2 separate regions of the Homo sapiens genome follow, and region 2 is linked to region 1. A link is a loop called in an ENCODE intact Hi-C map of the cell type or tissue named here. Cell type or tissue: ascending aorta. All regions are shown on one strand.

What was found. Hi-C counts contacts between places; a loop is a spot of excess contacts. Peaks named below come from ENCODE experiments on the same cell type or tissue, not always from the same donor. Only the 100,000 strongest peaks of a DNase experiment are listed, where the experiment ranks them.
Region 2: it touches region 1 in a loop (3-fold over the local background); 1 of 110 quality-filtered maps calls a loop at or near these places.

Annotation. Positions count from the first base shown.
Region 1 is chrX:63,656,858-63,659,357 of GRCh38, forward strand. All of the region lies in intron 7 of ARHGEF9 (Cdc42 guanine nucleotide exchange factor 9), which reads right to left. Among named protein-coding and RNA genes, the nearest start is that of ARHGEF9-IT1, 13 kb to the right of the region's middle. In ascending aorta, no CTCF peak of the experiment used is centred here; DNase peaks (open chromatin) are centred at 204, 1,144 and 2,224; H3K27ac peaks cover 2,404 bases.
Region 2 is chrX:63,917,735-63,920,234 of GRCh38, forward strand. No RefSeq gene overlaps it. Among named protein-coding and RNA genes, the nearest start is that of MIR1468, 130 kb to the left of the region's middle. In ascending aorta, a CTCF peak has its summit at 1,047 (motif pointing left); a DNase peak (open chromatin) is centred at 1,069; H3K27ac peaks cover 1,826 bases.

The DNA of each region.
Region 1 (2,500 bases):
CGGATAGTAAACACGTGGGTACTCATTATATTATTTTTATATCTTTTTGAATGTCAAATATTTCATAAGTTAAAAAGGAAAATAGAGGGATGGAAGAAATGACATATAGGCCTATGGAATGTCAGATCTTATAAATATCTTGGAGTGGCCTTTCAGCCCCTCCTCCTCTTGGCGCTGCCCTCAGCCTCCTCTGAGAACACATCCACTGCTGGGAGATGTGGTATGGCTGAGTCAGGTTGAGGAAGGCCCCTATGAGTCCTGTCCTGACAGATATCTTCGGGCCAGCTCTCCCTCCTCTCTGCTTTATCTGCTCTTTCAGTCAGCTGGACAGAGTCAGAAATGCTCATTAATTTTTATTAGCATTTTACAGTTCAATTAAACCATTTCCATTCTACTGAATTGCCTAACTTGACTCACTTCTCAGCTGTGTGCTCCCTATGAAGGATCTTCTTTTGCCCACTCACATTCCCAATCCTAACTCTTCACATTGTGCGGTATACTGAGATTTTCAGTTGGGCTGGGAAAGGCTACCTTGCAGGATTCCCAGCATAGCAAGGTTTCCCAGCATAGCTCTGTCAACCTCAAAGGCCCAGGCTGGAAAATACAGATGTCGTTGAATTGCTTTTGAAAAAATAACAATCATGTTACTTTTTTCCTCCCATAATGATTGTTCATATAAATAAGAAAAGAATATAGATGGATTCTGATCTATTGGTTGTCCCCAGGATCAAGTTCACAGGAGAGGAAGAGTTCAGCTATACAGAGAGGGCCAATGTTGCCCCAAGCCTATTTCAGAACCTGGGTTCCTTTTACCATGTTCAGTGTGCACAAGCTCAATCCTGGCCAAAAGGATAGAGTGATTCCCATACACTGAGTTCCACAATTCTCAGGAACACTTTTTGAGACACATGTATAAAAAGTGGGCCCTATCAGGCTAATCTAAGTACAAAAGCAGGATAAGCTAGGCAGAATGTATGAATGTAATTTATCTCGATCTCAGAAAGGTTTGAATTGTGCCTTACCATACATAATATAATACATACAAACCTGGAAAGCCAGATCTGAACCACACATTCTCACCGGACCACATTGCCTAAAACAGGCAGCCTCAACTTCCTTGTTGCTAACTTCAGTCCGCAGCCTCCTTCCGCTCCGCCCCCATTCCGAGTTGGTGTGTCATAGTCATTGAGAGCTTTCAACACATTTGCTAGTTCCCAAAAATAGAAAGAATATGCATGATCTTGGAGCTACATTAAAAGCATCAATTGAATCTCCTATTGTTTCTTTAGATATGTAAGGATGACAAGAAGCTAGAGAGAATTTCTGCTTCTGTGGTGGGGAAACAGGGCTAGAGAGATGTGTTACTAAAATTATCCCTTTGCCTGTTCTCCCTGGTCCCCCAGAGGGTTAAATGTGAGTTTTCAGGCGCTAGATTTGTCATAAGCCAAATGTAAAGATGTGATAGGAATAATTAAGAATGACCTACTAGTTGAGGAACTCCAATCAGAAAGAGTAGCTAAGACTATAAGCAGTAAGCAGCATGGAACAAAAGAAAGAGCATGATGTAGAGTCTGAAGCCCTGAGTTTGATGCCTTGCTGCCTAACCTACCAGCTGTATGGTTACGGACAAGCCAGTTAACCTCTCTGAGCCCCAATTTCCTCAACTAAGAAATGAAGACAGTTATCCTTACTCTGTAAAATAGCTATAAAGCTCTAATATAAACATGTCATTTCCAGGACATGAGGCCAGACTTGTCCACCAAATACAGCCCTGAGCTTTCTTGCTCCTGGGCCAGTGTTTCATAGTCCTTAAAACCCTCTTTTGATAAACTTAAAGGAAAAACATCTCACTACCTCCTTTAGCTCATTTAAACTTTCCAAATAATTTAAATATTGTGAGTAAAAATAAGTCAAAGCAAGGGTAACTCTGAATATTTTTTCAATTTACATAGCTGCCCCACTGTCCCTGGAAATTCTATACATCCTTTCAGGACAGGGTGGTATTTGTCACCAAAATAACAGATATATATTTGGGGTCACACTAATAGCTGCTCTCTGGCCCAACTATGCTTCCTATTCCAATCTTAGCCTTCGAGGTCAAACTTACACATTCTTATTCCTGAAATAAACTTTCTCTGACTGCTCAAGCTGATGTGGCTCCCCTTCTCCAAATTCTGACACCAATTGTGAAGGCCCTGACATACCACACACTTGGCACTTAGCCACCATGCTGCTCACAGCTTTTAGTTTGCCTGCCCATTAAAGGCTGTGCCCAGCACTCTATCTTCTTTGGTCTTGCTTCACTTAGGGATTGTCCAGAGAAGAGCAGCTGACAAAGCCCCAGAGTTTCCTCTGGTTGTCCTCTGCACATGGCAAGGGGACAAAGTCCTCTTGAACCCTGGTTGCCTGTGGTCTTGTTGGAACCAGGCTGCCCATATGCCACTTGTTAATGGTAGTCTGAGTGCCTTCACAGGGACACGGTGAGCAGGTGCTCAAAACA
Region 2 (2,500 bases), 260 kb after region 1:
GCTTGTTTCCTGGTCCCTGGAGCTTCCAGTATTCACCAATGTTCTTGTGGGTTTCTAGCATCTTGGAGGCCTGGTCCAAGTTACCTGTGGTGAAAGAATACTCTTTAGGTTGAGACCAAACTTCAGCTCCTTTGGGAGAAACTTGGTTGCTGATCACCCTGGTCCACCTTGCAGAACCAACAGGATTGGGGTGGTGGAGCATGAGAGGGAAGGGTATACTCATGTAAGGCCAGTAATAGAGAGAAAAAGGGCTGAAATTAGTCAAGAAGAAATTCATAACCAGTATCTGAAGTATGCTGGGCCTTCTTCCATTGCTCAGGGAATATCTTGGGAAAAGAAGAACCTCAGGCTCCTGCCTGGAATTATAAAGTAAGAATCCCAGTTCCTAACAATTCTCATTATTTGAAGTCTTAGGTGACATGAAGAGCTTGGTTAATTAAAATATGAAAACATTGTCAAAACCTTGTTTCCACCAATAGCTCTAATTTCGTGCCCCTCCCAACACTTCCCCAGAGTATCATAAACAGTTCTAAATTTTCACCCCTCTCTGTAACCCACCCATTAAGAGGAAATGTGAGCAGTAGATGTGTCCAAAAACCAGGTGGTAGGAGGAAAAACCAAGGGTATATCTAATCAGACCCAATTAGAAAGTAAAATCTGTGTTCCCAGGACAGCCAAATAGCAATGCTTCCATTTCCAAAATGAGGATATTAAGGCTCACAGGAGGGGAATGATTGGAACTGACTACACACAAAAAATCACATTGTAGTCATAATGTGATACACAAAAATACACACAGAAATTCAGCAACATAACTAAGGTCTCCTGACACCTGGCTCAATTATCAAATGTTGCTAACTGGTACCATCAACAGATAAATACTCAAATAAAGAGTAAAAATACATCAGCTCTTCTTACCTGCTCAGAAACCAGTGTCCTATTTAATATTCCTTCCAACTGCTTCCTGGCCATTCATTCCAGTGGTGTTAAATTCTTCTAAGTGTATCCTAAAACCCTCTAGATCAAGACCAACCCAGAGCGACCCCTACTGGGAGGGACATAACCTCAGTGGGAAATGATTTGAATGCCTCTGCCTAAACAGGCTTCTGAGTCAGCCCAGTCTCAAGTGGTTTGAGTAGAGCTCAGCCAATATGTGAGGTGACATGTGTGTGGGTACTATTTCAGTGTGTCTGTTTTTGGGATTATATTTTGTTAGGTTTTTCTTAAGTATAAGAACCCCTCTACTTCATTTGGAAAGCAAATCTTAAATTTTAATATTGGTATCAATAGATATTCATGAATATCAACTATGTACCTATCCAGCCCAGGCCTGGATAGAGCTTATAAAGCACTTTCATGTCTGTTAGCTCTTTTTAGCCTACAGTATTGTCTGTGAGGTATAAACTATTAACCCAAGGTTACAAATAAATAACTGAGGCTCAAAGAGGTAAAGTGACCTATTCCAGATCATACAGGTAGTAAGAAGCACAGCCAAAATTCAAGTCCAAGCATGTCTGACTTCAAAACTGTTGTCCTTTCCAGCACTGGGTTGTCAGAATGCAAACTCCACAGGCTTTGCTATTTTGCTCAATCAATGTTTGTTGAATGAGCAAGTGAGTGAGTCAATTAATAATTAGAAGAAGCAGCTCATGTACCAGGGCAGATTCAGGTTGGCCCCACAGTGGGCAGAGCTCTTGGGCATATGGAATTGGTGGAGGGCAGTGGGGAGAAGAAAACTACTACCATCACTGAGCACCCCTGTGTGCTAGGAACTGTGCTGGGAACATCAATAGATTCTATTTCATGTGAAGATGTTATTCAGCACCCCATCCCTCATATTGAGAAATTGAGGTCCAGAGAGGTTATACAACTTGCCCAAGTTTGCAGAGCAAATATTTGAACCTGAGTCTGTTCAATCCCAAAGTTGATCCTCTTTCTACGATATTGGTCTGCCCTGGGAACCTCCAGATTAAAAGCTTCGAGGGAGGGGCTTGTAAGAATATGTGTAGAATAAGGTAGAAGAACAGAAATTGAGCAGTAGAAAACAAACTGAAGTTTGGTGGTCAGTGAAGGGGGCACTATTTGAAACCCACAGAACACTGGCAGTGAAAAAATGGAGGTAAATCAGGTACTAATTATGATATAAATATGATTCTTGGATCCCATAGCCAGGAGGGTCAGAGATATAAGAAGAGCTAGATGACACCTGGCTTTCCAAATGGAGTCCTGATGTCATCCTCCTTCCCAGGAATAGTTTTAGCCCCAAGTGTTTAGTTGGGACCTTAAGAATCAGAGCTGCAACATGAGAGCCACTTATATCCCACAGGTAAGTGTGGCTGCTGAGGTGATGGTGGGACATAAGCCAATCTCAGGGGTATATTTTTCTACCCATGGCCTATAAATAAGCCCAGATAAATCCCTAGGGTAAAGACTAATAGCCTCATCTCTGCAGCTCCCTGACCCCACCCCACCAGGAGTTGTCATCTGCTTCTGACAATCA